Linked DNA regions of Homo sapiens: region 2 is linked to region 1. Evidence: chromatin loops called from intact Hi-C (ENCODE). Cell type or tissue: endothelial cell of umbilical vein. All regions are shown on one strand. Region 1 overlaps DOCK10 (dedicator of cytokinesis 10). Region 2 overlaps DOCK10 (dedicator of cytokinesis 10).

What was found. A loop is a pair of places that touch in the nucleus more often than their neighbours do. Peaks named below come from ENCODE experiments on the same cell type or tissue, not always from the same donor. Only the 100,000 strongest peaks of a DNase experiment are listed, where the experiment ranks them.
Region 2: it touches region 1 in a loop (4-fold over the local background); 2 of 110 quality-filtered maps call a loop at or near these places.

The regions. Positions count from the first base shown.
Region 1 is chr2:224,833,374-224,841,373 of GRCh38, reverse strand. DOCK10 (dedicator of cytokinesis 10) reads left to right here. Exons shown (of 56, transcript NM_014689.3): 24 at 1,302-1,420; 25 at 3,543-3,612; 26 at 7,111-7,224. Among named protein-coding and RNA genes, the nearest start is that of CCDC195, 120 kb to the right of the region's middle. In endothelial cell of umbilical vein, a CTCF peak has its summit at 3,609; a DNase peak (open chromatin) is centred at 3,613; H3K27ac peaks cover 2,943 bases.
Region 2 is chr2:224,922,843-224,930,842 of GRCh38, reverse strand. All of the region lies in intron 2 of DOCK10 (dedicator of cytokinesis 10), which reads left to right. Among named protein-coding and RNA genes, the nearest start is that of MIR4439, 84 kb to the left of the region's middle. In endothelial cell of umbilical vein, no CTCF peak of the experiment used is centred here; DNase peaks (open chromatin) are centred at 3,062 and 4,352; H3K27ac peaks cover 2,866 bases.

The DNA of each region.
Region 1 (8,000 bases):
AGAAAAATTATATACCTTTATTGTATACAGTATGATGTTTGGAAATATGTATACATTATGTAACAGCTTCATTGAGTTAATTACTGTATTTATTATATCACATACTTATAATTTTTAAGGTTATAACACTTAATATCCACTCTCTTAGAGATTTTTAAGAATATAACACATTTTTATTAACTATAGTGACCATGTTGTGCAATATTCCTCCTATCTATCTAGCTGAAATTTTGTATCCTTTGATCAACATCTCCCAGCACTCCCCTCCCTAGCCCCTGGTAACCACCATTCCACTCTCTACTTCTATGAATTCAACTTTTTTAGATCCCACATATAAATGAGATCATGCGGTATTTGTCTTTCTGTGCCTGGCTCATTTCACTTAGCATAATATACTCCGGGTTCCTCCATGTTGTTGCAAATGACCTAATTTCCTTCCTTTTTAAGGCTGTATAGTATTCCATTATGTTTATGTACCACATTTTCTTTACCCATTTCATCGGTTGATGGACACTTGGATTGATTCTGTATCTTGGCTGCAGTGAATAGTGCTGCAGTAAAGATGGGAATAGACATCTTCAGCATACTGATCTCATTTCCTTTGGATATACATCCAGTAGTGGGATTGCTAGATTATATGGTAGTGCTATTTTTAATTTTTTGAGGAACCTTCATATTGTTTTCCATAGTGGCTCTTCTGATTTACATTCTTACCAGCAATGTGCAAGTGTTCCTTCTCCTCCACACCCTCTCCAATAATTATTATCTTTCACCTTTTTTGACAACAGCCATTTTAACAGATATGAGGTGATGTCCCACTGTGGTTTTAATTTGCATTTCTCCAATGATTAATGACGTTGAACATTTTTTATATATCTGTTGGCCATTTGTACACCCTCTTTTGAGAAATGTCTATTTGGGTCCCTTGCCCATTTTTTCATTGGGTTATTTGTTTTCTTACTATTGAGTTGTTTGAGTTCCTTATATATTTTGGATATTAACCCTTTCTAAGATGTATGGTTTGCAAATATTTTCCTCCATTCAATGGAGTAAAGTTGTCTCTTTACTCCATTGAGTGTTTCCTTGGCTGTGCTGAAACCTTTTAGTTTGATATGCCATTTGTCTGTTTTCACTTTGCTGCCTGAGCTTTGAGGGTCATATCCAAAAAATCATTGCCCAGTCTAATGTCACGAAGTTTTTCTCCTTATGTTTTCTTCTCATAGATTTATAGTTTCAGGTCTTGAATGTAGGACATGCTTCAAATTTAATTGGTATCCTTTTTTTCTGCCAATTTACTACAGAACTTATTGAATGTGGAAAAGATTCATGCAATCATGAGTTTTCTGCCTATAATTTTGAATCAGCTCTTCAAAGTTCTGGTACAGAATGAGGAAGATGAAATAACTACAACTGTCACCAGGTATCCATAACACAACCTTAAGAGGAGAGACTTTATAATGTGTAGTTACATAAACTCTTAATTATAACTAAACAGTCATCTACTGTTGTGTGTTTACATTTCATTTGAACACATCTCAAATTTAAGCATTTTCCACTCTTGACTCCTTACCTTCTAATCTCTTATTATTAGTAGTAAAGTGTTAGACCTCTTTTTCTTTGATTTTTAAATTAAACTTTTTCTTTTGAGATCACGGTAGATTCATGTGCAATTGTAAAACATAATTCAGAGTTTCCCATGTGCCCTTTACCTGGTTTTCCCCACTGGCAACATCTTCCATACAGGTGTAGAATCATACAGTAGGTAAATGTTTGTAATTGGCTTTTTCATGTAACATAATTCTCTGGAGATTCATCCAGATCATTGCATCTATCAGTAGTTCACTCCTTTTCATTGCAGAGTAGTATTCCACGATGTGGATGCACCACATATGTTTAATTATTCACCTGTTGAAGGACATTTGGAGTGTCTCTAGTTTAGGGCTGTTATGAATAAAAGTGCTATGAACGGCTGGGCCCGGTGGCTCACGCCTGTCATCCCAGCACTTTGGGAGGCCGAGGCCGGTGGATCACAAGGACAGGAGATCGAGACCATCCTGCCTAACATGTAACAGTAGAGTTGGTGAAACCCCAACTCTACTAAAAAAAAAAAAAAAAAAATTACAAAAAATTAGCCGGGCGTGGTGGTGGGTGCCTGTAGTCCCAGCTACTCGGGAGGCTGAGGCAGGAGAATGGCATGAACCCAGGAGGCGGAGCTTGCAGTGAGCTGAGATTGCACCACTGCACTCCAGCCTGGGTGAAAGAGCAAGACTCCGTCTCAAAAAAAAAGAAGTGCTATGAACATTCATGTAGAGGTTTTGTGTAAACATAAGTCTTCGTTTCTCTTAAGTAAATGCCCAAAGTGTAATTGCTGGGGGGCAGGGTGGTTGCATGTTTGATATTTAAGAAAGTGCCTATTCTCCAGAGTGGCTGTATAATTTTGCATTCCCACAAGAACCTTTTTTTTAAGTATTAAATGCTTTAACTGTTCTCACTTTAAATTTGGCTATACTGAATTCTTCCAACATCTCTAATCTGGCCAATGCCTTCACAAATCACAATTTCTTCTTTATAGAGATAGTGCTTTGAATTAATTATTAAATTATATATTTGTGCTGTTCATTTTTTTAAAAAATTTAGTCATAGCATTCTGGAAAAAAATGTTACTTTTGGCATTGAAATGTTTCCAGTATCTTTCTAACTCACAGGCATATTACTGACCTCTTTCTGAATGAGGGTTTGTAGCCTAGTTTTTAAAGCAGAGCCTGAAATTCTGGACAATTTAAATATCTCTAATGGCTTCACAACCATCCAGTTCTGGACCTGCATCAAAAGTCCCCAGCTGTGCCTTCAACTCATGCTCTTTTCAGCATGTGAATGTGTCTCTGTGTTGGCAAGACTCCTAGATATTGCAGCTGATAGATCTGTTGAAATTCTGAGATATTCCTAAGCACTATAGCCATGGAGCAGCTGGTAGTGTTAATGTGAAAAAAGATCCACCTGTACATCATTGCTGCTAGAAACCCCAACCCAGCTAAGGGAAAAACAAAGCAAAACAAAACAACTGCATCTTAACCTAATTACTTTTTCCAAAAGCATATATAGTGCCTATAGGTTGGAAGGCAAGCCCTCTTCAAATGAAATATGATTATTAATTTGAAATTAAAAGTCTAAAATTTTAATTAGGCACTAAAAATAATCCCTTTTGCAAAAAGATAATGTCAAAAACGCACAGACCATAATTAGCACATTCAACTTGGACAAAAAGTCTCCATTGTGATATTACAACACTACTTACATCTTTGTGTTTCAAAGTTTCAAAGTTGGAAATGGCTAATCGATGGAAATGGCTCATTGATGCTATAGATATTAAATGCCCAGTATTGGATATGGGGCTGAGGAGGGCAAGGAAGGAGTCAGAGATTGGTTCATTCATTCACCCAGTAATTATTAAATACCCAATTTACAAAGCACTGTAATGACAAACTAAAGCGGGGTTTTTCTGCCCTCTCCAGAAAGGCCACTGAACAGCTTTGCTTTTGCAGGGTTCTGACCGACATTGTGGCCAAGTGCCATGAGGAGCAGCTGGATCATTCTGTCCAGTCATATATTAAGGTATGAAATGCCTCTTGGAAATTGCTCATATCCCCTTGTGCTGTGTGACTTGTCTCATTTCCTGTCTGCAGTAAGTGGGAAGTTTTCTCCCTTTAACTGAGTGGCGCCCACCACAGTAATATCAGGAATTTGCCTTAGCTACTTAGAATTCCATCTCTTTGCATTAATGGGCTAGGTGAATTTTTAAATGTATAAATAATGTGTACCTGTGCACATAAATAATTAAATGGGGAGAGAGAGGAAAGAAAAAGATAGAGGAGAAAACTAAAGTGCTGTCCTTTTGAAGTCAACATTACAAGTACATGAGATTCCTGTGTTAATTTAAGGAAGACTTTCCTGTTGGTTTGTTGAATGCTCTGTGTTTCCTCTGTAATGCTTTCTTAGCTCTTTCTATTGTTTCCTCAGGCATTATTTCATTTTCCCAGTTACTGTATATTTGTACCTGCTTCTGGTATGTTAAGTCCTTTATCTTCTGGCATGAACCACTTGCCCATTCCATCAGTGTGCACTGCTTCTTCCAGTGTCCTACGTCAAGTGTTCACTCAGAGACGCTTCTATTCTCATTTCCAGTTGGCCTGTGGATTAATGCCAGTGAACTTGTGATGATGTTTGCACTTTCATAGTTCCCACCTAAATGTCATCCTCTTGAATGAAAAGAAAGAACCCATCCAGAAATACAGAAGAGTATCTTAAATTACTTTATAATACATAGAGGACCTAAATCTCTTATTTTTTTTCCTATGCATAGATTAAATCTTTTTGAGACATAGCTTTTTCATCAAAAAACTGTATTCTCTTAATATGTATGCACAGACAGATACTCATATATTCAAGATGTCTAGAAACTTGTTAAAAAAAAAATCGGCCAAGCGTGGTGGCTCACGCCTGTAATCCAAGCACTTTGGGAGGCCGAGGCGGGCGGATCACGAGGTCAGGAGATTGAGACCATCCTGGCTAACACAGTGAAACCCTGTCTCTACTAAAAATACAAAAAATTAGCCAGGCGTGGTGGTGGGCGCCTGTAGTCCCAGCTACTTGGGAGGCTGAGGCTGCAGAATGGCGTGAACCCGGGAGGCAGAGCTTGCAGTGAGCCAAGATTGTGCCACTGCACTCCAGCCTGGGCAACAGAGCAAGACTCCATCTCAAAAAAAAAAAAAAAATTCCACACTCCCATAAAAGGAAGTAACCAGAAATTGCATTCTGGAGTGAACCCCTCTGAGATACCATCTGTAAGGAAATTTTTTTCATTACAGTTTTTATATCCATATGTTTTCTATCTGCCAGAAATGTTAGTTGTCTTCCCAAATGCCAAAGCATGAGTATGTGCCCTTTTTAAACATAGGCTATATGCCAAAAATAGTTATTTCACAATAATTTCTCTATTGTATAATTTTACCCAATAAGATCCACATCTCAACTGCAAAAAGCCAGTTCCACCTACACAAGCCTTTTTAGTTTGCTCCCTAAGATAGGGTCATAGCTTAGTTTTATAGAGTATCGATGAATTTACCATTCAACAGAATCACCTGGAGAACTTTCACCCTCTCAATGCTTCATTACCCGAATGTTTCATTTCAATCCTTAAAGGGACTGAGAAAGAGAAAAAAAGTTACTGATCCATCTTACACACAGGCATCTCCATTTCAACACATATTATTTTCCTCATGTCAGTGGGATCATTGAAAATTACATTAAGAACCCTCCGGTGTTGTGACTATTTTTGTGATTACCAAGGCTAGCTCTTTGTGAATACCTCAAATCTCAGACTTTCTACCGGTGACGCTCCTGGAGAGATGCATTAGAAATGCATCCTGGCGTGACCTTTATTTTTAACCAGGGTATCTGAAATACCCAACAAGACCATCTCACTTTATAATACAGGAGATTATCTACTTAGCTTGCTTTAAGTGATTCAAATCCAAAAATACACCTATGTGGAATTTTAGGCTGATAACAATTTTATAATAAATTTTAACATATCTAAAACAAATACCTCCTAATAAATGTAATCAACTCGCATTTTACTCGGGAAAGAACACTAAGCTGGCAAGTAAGAGACTAGATTCTAGTCAATTCTAGACTTAAGCAGTCAGCCTCTCTGAACCTCAGTTTTCTCCTGTGACATGAGATGAAATGACCAAAGGAACATTCAGTTCTATCATCCTGTGATTGGACTCTTGTTACAGTGCGTGCTTGAATGTCCTCCAAAGATGTGATATTCAATACAATTTGTATTTATTTAGAAGTTATCTAAACACCATTTCAAGTTCAGTGGTGCTAAATGCTGCTAACTCACTTCGTCTACAATATGCAAAATGCACACATACACCGTGTCTTTTTCAAAGATGCGTGTCTAAAGCCAGTCTAATTAAATGCCATGGTTAACAGTGATTTGTAGCACTGATGGGTTACAGTCAAAATTTTAAAATAAGAATATTTCAGTGCCAGTTTAAATGCCCTTCAGGCTAAATAACTGTGCATGGCATGAGCTCATTGATGATGACGTTACTCACATCTGAGGTATAACCCATGAGAGGGAAAAATTGTATTACTCTTGATTTTATCTAGTTTCATGCATCCATTAACTTCATCTTTCTCCTTTGAGATGAGCTTGGAGAAGTCAAATCCCACCATGACAAGTTAGGTGCCAATGTGCTACAAAGTTTAAAGAAACAGTTACAGATCCAAAAGCTAATGTGCCTCTACATTAAGCCATTCCTTCTCTTTCCTGCCTTCACTCTCAATTACGGTGAAATCCGAATTGTGAAAATTATGAAGAAATGTCCTTCCACGAGGCAAACCCAATTCATAAGTGAAATATTATAATTCAGTAATAAGCATTTTATATTTGAACTTTATGTATGTGCATAAATTGATACTGATATTCTTAAGAGATGAAGAAATACTGAAAACTAGCCATTATGTGCCCTCAGTGGTGCATGCCAAAACCAATTTTTTGAGGAAAAAAAATAAGTATGCAGCATTTGTTATCTTACTGATGGCCAATGTTCATGAACGCCTTGATAGTGTGTCTAAGCATGGGATCATAGACCCTGGGCTTGTGGGGAGCTCACGTACTGGCATCTGGAAGGCACTGGCTTCCCCACTTGGCTATTTGAGTGGGTGCTCTACCCTTTCAGGATGAAGAATTGCTACCATGCCACCTGTTACCAGTGGAGGAAGGAGAAGGGGAATGTGTCCTAAGTAGGTGGGTCAAAGCCCTCCATGTTTCCTTGAACGTGCTAAATGGCTCTCTGGCTCTTTCTCTTGATTTCTACAAAGAGTTTCAAGGAGAGCTTAGGTGAGCAAGGCCCTACTTCTGCAAAGCCCTAAATAGGAACAGGTGTGTACTGCTCTTATCATTGGGCCTGCATTTATCTCATGGCAAAATCTGGCATGAGCAGATAATTTAGAGACATAAGTTATTCACATGACATAGTTTTTGAAGCTTCATTTTTCAAAGTATTTAACTTTATTCACTTTTTGGATTTTCTTCAGTTCGTGTTCAAGACCAGGGCATGCAAGGAGAGGACTGTACATGAGGAACTGGCTAAAAATGTGACTGGTCTTTTGAAATCAAATGACTCAACAACAGTAAAGCATGTCCTAAAGGTAAGAATTTAAAGATGGTCCTTTAACTGTGAGTACTAGGCATGGGTCACGCTTACTCCTGGAAAATGATAGGAGTCATGGATTTTCATAGACTTTTTCTCTTGCAGTTTCCAGCATAAGGTTCATATTGAAACTTAGCATATAAAGATACTAAGCAAAAGAGATCTATATCGAGACAACATAGAAAAAAGTAGAGTGGGCCAGGTGCAGTGGCTCACCTCTGTAATCCCAGCATTTTAGGAGGCTGAGATGGGCAGATCACCTGAAGTCAGGAGTTCAAGACCAGCCTGGCCAACATGGTGAAACCCCATCTCTACTAAAAATACAAAAACAAAATTAGCCAGGAGTGGTGACAGATGCCTGTAATCCCAGCTACTCAGGAGGCAGAGGCAGGGGAATCGCTTGAACCCGGGAGGCAGAGGTTGCAGTGAGCCGAGATCATGCCATTGCACTCCAGCCTGGGCAACAAGACCAGAGAGAGAGAGAGAGAGAGATACATAGATAGATATTGTATGTTAGAAAAGAAGATGCATTAGAAAAATTGTAGAACAGGTAAGAATTGGGCATTGTGAGTGCTGAAGGTGCAGGGGAGATTTGAAGTTTTAAATAGAATGGTCAGGATATCTGATGGAGGAGGTAATTCTTGAGCAAAAAAAAAAAAAATTTGAAGGCGAAGAGGGTGCTGGCCATGGGGATGCTCAGAGGGAAAGACCTGTGTGAAGTCATCAGGCAGCAGCATGGCTGGTGTGTCTGCAGGAGACAGGGAGGACACTGTG
Region 2 (8,000 bases), 89 kb before region 1:
TCAAACAGAGATCTCAATGGGCAGCTATTAAACTTTCCTGTCTCTTCCTAAAAGAAAGGTGGTCTCAGACATCACAAACTTCAACATCTTAAGGCAAATAAAAAGGCAGCTGAAGGGTATCCCTGTGAAACAGCCATTGTCCATGCAAACCTCTATCAGGGAGCATGGGTCTCAGTGCCCACACATTCCTCAAGCAGCCTCAAACTTCCATTTTCTCTCTTACTTTGAGGGCAGGTCTGGCTTCTGGCTTTTAAAGAGTTTTTTTTTTTTTCACCTTCCTCCATGGATTCATGAAAAAGAAGGTATATGGAAGTTAATGATTTTCTGTTTCAAGTGTGAAGAATCATGGAAAAAAGGAGACAGATTTGTAAACAGAAAGAAAGAAACTCTTCCAATGTTTTTCAAAATTTTAAACGGCTTCCACTTGAGTGCTGGCACATTTTGAGAGAGACTTATCTCGTGCAGAGATCTCATTTCCGTGGTTGGACTAGGCCACTGGAAGTTGAACTGCAAGCATAAAGTTAAACCGCATTTTTTTAAATTCCACATCCTCATTTTCATTTTTCAGACTGAAGATTAACCTGATGAACAGTCTTTTTCTTTCTTTCTTTCTTCTTTCTTTCTTTTTTTTTTTTTTTTTTTACCGAGTGTCACTCTGTCACCCAGGCTGAAGTGCAGTGCCATATTCTTGGCTCACTGCAACCTCCTCCACCTCCTGGGTTCAGGTGATTCTCCTGCCTCAGCCTCCCAAGTAGCTGGGATTACAGGTGCATGCCACCACACCCGGCTAATTTTTGTAATTTTAGTAGAGATGGGGTTTTGCCATGTTGGCCATGCTGGTCTTGAACTCATGACCTCAAGTGATCCACCCATCTCGGCCTCACAGAGTGCTGGGATTACAGGGGTGAGCCACCACGTCCAGCCTTGAACAGCCTCTTTATGTCAAACACCACCAAAAATCATGAATCCAGGAGCATCTTTTCTCCTAGTTATGTCCTTCAAAAATATGTCAAATGCTACTTCAAGGCCTCCCAGCTCAAAAAGAGAGTGGAGGATGCAGGTAGATGGGCTGTAAAGTTTTGGCATCTTCCCATGCTCATTTAAATTGAGGAGTGTCTCTGATTACTCCTTGATCTTTATCATTCTTGGCAGCGTAACAGACAATACAAGAATAACTCTTTGTTTTTCCAGTGTGAACATTCCAATAAATACACTGAACTATTTTATTCCATGGCTGCTTAAAACCCTTCTGTGGCTCCCCCACTGCCTTCAAAATGAAGTGCAATCACCTCGGCATGACCCAATGCCTGCTTCGAGATGTGGTCCTTGCCCATTTCTCAAAGCCATAGCCTACCCTCTCCCACCCCATCCCGGCCCATCATACACCGTCACCCTCATTCCCAACTGGGGTAAAAGATCAGCACAGTTCCAAACATACTATTCTATAACACACCCCAAACCATTTCCTTCCTTTATTCATTCAGCAAATACATGATGTATAATACTGAATACTGGGCATTATTTGATGAATGGAGACAGGAGTGATTAGACAGAAATCACCTGGGGTTCTAAGGGAGCTTACCTTTTGGTGGGTTTACTTATTAAAGATTTACTTATTCCAAACAAAAAGGTAAACCAATTAATTTACCAGATAATTCAGATAAAGACCAATTCTATGAGGAAAATAAAACTAGGCAGAATCTGATGATAGAATCTGAGTAGGGTAAGAGCTGTGTTGGTCTAGGTGACCAGGGACAAGCCTCTCTAAGAAGGCGACATTTAAGCTGAGTTCTGAGTTCTCAAGAAGGATCAGCCATGCTGGGGAAAGCATGTTTCAGGCTAAAGGGGTAGCTGGTGCAAAGGCCCTGAAGAGCTCCAAGATTGGAGATTGGTATGGCTGGACAGGATAAGGCGTTTGCATCTTATTCTAACTATAGGCAAGGGCAAGTCACAGGAGTGTTTCAAGAAGGAAAACAAATGACTGAGTGTGGATTCCTAAATATTAAAAGTTCATCTGGGCTCTGTGTGGAAAACACAAAACAAGGCCTAGACAAAGTGGGGAGTGTGATCCAAAGAATCATTTCCAATTAATCTCTGCCCAAGAGATTTTCAATGCTACCTAATCCTTACTATCAGCAAATGTCACATCCTCCAAATGGCTAAATTTTAATTTGCATTAAGCAACTGACAAACAAAAGGATAGTGTTAGATATTATCTCTACATAAAATTGCCTATTTTTGAATAATAGTGGAGATTGTTCCTCATTTTAACTGCTCTACAGAGTACAGCTTGGCAAACTGTCGCCCATGGGTGACCTGCTGCCTATTTTTTATGTCCCATGAGCTAAGAATGGTTTTTATGGTTGTTAAAATAGCTTAGGGAAAAAAAGATGATATTTCAAAACACATTAAAATTATCTGAAATTCAAATTCTGATACCCATAAAGAAAGTTTTATTGAACACGGACACCATTCCTTGACCTCTTGTCAGTGGCTGCTTTCATGATGTAAAGGCAGGGTTGCAACAGAGTTGCAGTAGAAGCAACAGAGACATTCAGCCGGAAAAGATTTATTCTTTGACGCTTTACAGAAAAAGTTGGCTGACATAGAGTACAACTGCATGCATTTTTGGTTTTTATCCTCACACTCTTTGTGGAATATAGGCGTGTCTGTAAATCTCTGATGTTACCTGCTTCACCCACAGCCTATGTCACATTTTAGGGACGTGGCGCACCAACAGGAAGTGTCCATGCAGTCAGCAAGCATGTCATTTCATCAGCTCTCCCTTCAGCAGTGGGTGAGGCTCCTCTGGGGTGTGTGGAGTCAATCTCCACGGAGTCAATGTGAAGTGGTCATAGAATGACCACCCCAATCCCAAGGCATTGAGGGATGGAAGGAGAGGGGCCGCTCCAAGCTTCCCACCCCCACCTCTAAATGTCTTTCATCCAGTTTCTGCCCTGCAGATTGGAGAATCCAGCTCACTTGTATGTTTCCACGTTACCAAGCACCCACACTTGCAGCACACATGATTCATTACTCGGTTTGTTTAATCAATATTTATTCAGCACCCACGAGCTGCTGAATATAGAACAGCACTTCCTAGACTAGTGAGACTGACAAGAAAAGCAAAAGCCCTGTGTTTAAGGAGCTCATGCCCTTTTATGGATGAAAAAGCAAGTTGATTTAGAATGCTTATGGTTAAGAAATACCGAGAATCAGAGACTTCGTCTGGTATCTGGTACACGAGAAAGATTACTTTTCACCAAGGCAGTATTCTTATATTGTGACTGTATATATTAAAAGTTTTTCTCTATTCACTCTGCTGTCCCAAGCCACAAATACCCTCATTTGCCTGGACCATACCTCCCCTCCAAGAAGTGGTTTTGTAACTGGTCCTCCTGCTTTCTTCTTTGCTCCGCTTTGATTCGTTCACACACAGTACTCAATGGAAGCTGTTAGGAACACAAATTAGATAACGCCATGCCTCTGGTTAAAACTTCTCAGTGGCTTCCCATTGCCTTAAGAGTCAAATCCAGCTCCTCCCATAACCCCTGTCATCTGGTTCCCCATGTTCTCTGAGCTCTCATCTAGCCTACTTTCCTCAGTCACTGCACAGACATCAAGCATTCTTTCTGTTCCCCCAACTTGCCAAGCTCATCCTCTCGGTAGGGCCTTTACACTCTCTGTATAGCTGGTTCCTATTTTTCAGTCACAACTCAGTTTAAATGTCACCTCTACAAAGAAGCATCCCTGACTTCCAAGCTACATTGCCCTCACACCCAGTTACTTTATAACATGACCCCACCTGCTTCTCTTGATAACACTTATCACCACTGGGAAATATCTTGGTTTGCTTTTTCACTCCTCTGTCACTTGTTTCTCACTGTTAGACAGTAGCCTCTAGCAGGACAGAGACTTCTTCTGTCTTGATTGTTGAAAGATTTTCAGCAGCTAAAGCAGAACTTGGCACAAAGCAGATGGAAAATAAATATTTATTTCATGAATTATCTTTCAGAAACATCTAGATTGCTATTTTATAACATAATGTTGATCCCTTGAGTACCTTGAGGAACCAAAAGGCTTTTCTGAAACAAAATTCTTGAGAACAAAGAGGATGAAGTAATTGGCTTTGCTTGATGGTAAGGAAAATACTTCCTGCTTTGGCACAACTCAACTCAACATATCACCTTAAAAAACAGCACTAAGAACACGTTTCCCTTTTTAAAGAGGCCCATTCCTTCTAACATAGTGCCTGGCTCATAGCTGATATCAGCAAAGCTTAGTTTCCTCCTTTTAACACTTTTTTTTAAAGAGATGGAGTCTCGCTCTGTTATCCAGGCTGGAGTGTAGTGGGAAGTCACTGCAGCCTCAAACTTGGCCTCTCAAAGTGCTGGGATTACAGGCGTGAGCCACTGCACCCAGCCCTCTAACACTTTAGTGTACTTCTTCACTTACTCATTCACTTCCTTTCTGTTACTAGACAAGGGACAAATCAGTTCATATCTGTACTTCAAGTACCCAACACAATGTCTGATTCATAGGCATTCAATAGATTATCAAACATTGAATTAAAATAGTTTTCTTCCAGGTTGAGGGCCTGACACAGAAGCACTTTCCTTTATTTTGGCACACCAGGTAGAAGCTAGTCCTCCTTGTATGTGGGTTCTGGGACTAAGCAGTATGAACTCCTGCACTACATGTGTCCTAATGATTCACTAAAATAAGCAGTATTGATGTATTTATTAAGCCATTCATTGCAAAAACTTGTACTGCTTCAATAATTGTATTTGCTACTTTTTTTCATCTTTCTTTTTCAAGCTGGTAGTAATAGAAACTTTAAAACAAAACAAAAAATAAAGAACTTAGTCACCAAAGTGTGTGACTCAGTAAAGTGGCAAAGAAAGTAAGAAAAGAAAGCAAGGGCTAAGAAAAATGGTTTCAAGGACACATTGAATCATATTGTCAAATGATTCAGTTTAAGAAAAGACTGATGCAAAATAGCAGAAAAAAAGTTGAGAAAGTCAGAAATGAGTTTCTTCCTGAGCAAAAGATGTAGAAAGCCTGAGATGGGATCATTTCTGGGAAGTACAAAACCATAAATAAGAAAGTTCTGATGTCTGAAAGCTGGTAAGACTGTACACTGTGTAGGAAGACCACCTATCAACTATACTTCAATTTTGTCCACACCAGTAAAACTCTATTTCAATTTACCTTCATGGACCACCTTTGGTGATCTAAGCTGTTTATATCCAGGACACCAATACGAATAAGAAGCAGACCTTACACTTGAACAGTTAGACTTTCAACACCGGGCAGTGCAATTTTCAAAGTCAAAAGTCTATGTCACATGACTACAGTCACCTAAGAGTCTCATTATCTTCTCAAATTCCATCTTCATATTAGTAGGTCAGAATTGTGTCCCAGGGTACTCAAAGGCATTCTGCACTTTTCACTGGCTATTAAAACTCAGAATAGTGGATATCATAATATACCAATGGCTTGTTCTTTTCATAGTATGTCTTTAGCAATGAAAAGCAAATGGTATATGGGGACTTCTAGACTCAACCACAAGGGTCATTCTAGGAAAGGAAGCAGAAAGATTTGAATATGTTTTAAACTGCAAATCAGTAAGGTCATGAGTTTTCTTTCTTTTTTTTTTTCTGAGACAAAGGTTAACATTTTATAAGAATCTCAACCTCTTTTAAATCTGTGGCTTTTGAGCCTGAAAAGCAGGCTTTTAAACGGCTCCTGGTGTTCATGTAAGAACATTGTAATTTCAATTTGAAAACTGAGTAATAGTCTTTGTCGAATTAGATTCTTTCTATGTTATAATATTCCTCTCATTTACAAGCTAATGAAGTTAAGATTTGGAAAGGCTGTTGTTCAAGGAAATAGAGCAACTGGAAGGACAAACACCTAACATAAGCACCTTGACTTTTACTATTAGTTTCTGTCTAAACAGCATGCTTTTGGCCGACGCTTCTTAGAAAAAAAAGGCACACAAGTTGGGGGAAATATTAACTTCCTGAATCCCACAGTGAGTGATGCCATTAGAAAATAAGTACTGTAGTGAAACAGTTCTGGTTGTTTATTTCATTTCAGTAAGAATGTGTGTGGAGACCCTGGTCTGTGTTTGATTGTGCTAAGAATGTATGTCCACACCAGACTTGGACACAAATGTTCATAGAAGCATTATTCATAATAGCCCCAAAATGAGAATAACCCAAATAATCTATCAACTGATGAATGGGTAAACAGAATGTGGTATATCCATAAAATGGAATGTCATTATTATTCAGCCATAAAAAGGAATGAAATGTTGATACATGCTGCAATTTAGATCAACCTTGAATATATTGTATTAAGTGAAAGAAGCCAGTCCCAAAAGACCATATAGTCCACGTATAGGAAATGTTCAAAATAGGCAAATCCATAGAGAGAGAAAGGAGATTAGTGGTTGCCATGGGCTGGGGAGATGGGAAAATGAGAAGAGAATGCTAGTGGATATGGGGTTTCTTTTGGGCATGATGAAAATGTTCTGTAATTAAATCGTGGTAATGGTTGCACAACTCTGTGAATATACCAAAAACCACTCAATTCTATACTTTTAAAGGATAAATTTTATGACAGATCAGTTATATCTCAATTAGATGGTTTTTTTAAAAAGCCATTCTATGTGTTAGGATAGAGGTGGTGCACGTGATCACAGGAAGGATACAAAGGAATCATGAAAGCATATATGTAGATACGAGCACTTTATTCTTTAAAAGGAATGAATGGAACATAGCAAAGGAGTAATAAGGAACATGGCAAAACTTATTTTACAGTTGTTATATTTTACCCCCAAAGCAGATGTAATGTGGCTTGCTTATAAACAATAAAACACACAGGTAAAATGACCGGCTGAATTCATCAGCAGCATAACCTTTCGGCCTAAAATATTCTATGGGTAAGCTGCAGACTTCATGTGTGCTACAGAGAGTAAATAACAGCATTCAGGGAAGAAAAATGTGTGTTGGATGAATTAGAAAGCTTTTGAAAAGGAGCTGGCACCTATACAAAACCTGAGATTTCTAAAGAATGAGGAAAGAAAAAGACTTTTGGAGAGGCAGAGGAGCATGGGCAAAGGCCCTGTGCAGGAATGAGGCTGGCCCTGAAGGAGAAATGCGGGCAGCCAGGTGGGATGGAGCCGGTGAGAGCTGGCAGTGCTGGGCCGCTCTTCAGTCCATTTCTCTTCCCTAGACCATGTCTGCAGGCCTCGCAGCAGGCAACCCTCTTCACTGGGCTTTCTTGGATGGTAAACTCAGACCACAGACCTCAGAGTCTTTGCCAGGGGGAGGTCCTGGTGCAGTAGGTGTCTTTATATTGTTGGAGCACCTCGTTTCTATTAATGCTCACATCTTCCCATATGTAGAATGTTTGGTCCTCACCTCTTTAGAGGAGATGAGACATGTTTTGGAGCCTGGAAAATAAGTCACAAAAAAGAAGTGAAATGACTGGCTCAGTAGTTTGTCAATCCAAGAGTAAAACACCTTGAAGTTCTTCTTATAGGATTCTATCACTACTATATACCTAAATACTACAACACTGTGTCTTCATGCTTAACTTGGCTGGAATGACTGCTATCAAGTAATAGACAACTGTTCATTATTTGTATATTTGCCATACAGTTCAACCCCAGCAAAACAAGAAGGGCCTTCCCTTTAAAGCACAAGTCAGGTACTAAAGTAATATTCTCATATATTTAAACAATAAGTAAAATAAAATCACAACAATACTCTTCTGAATGTGGTAAAAGATGTTTTTCAAGAAACTAATGTAATCTAAGGACATTCTCTAATAGAATAAAAGACAATATCGATGTCTGAGAAATTTAGGTTAAAATCACTTTTAAACACATGCTGAGGGTCATTAATCACAAAGTTTTAGTTAATAGTTCTTATTGTGAGGCTTATAACTCCCCAAGCTTAGACTGATTGATTACTTTAAACACCATCATT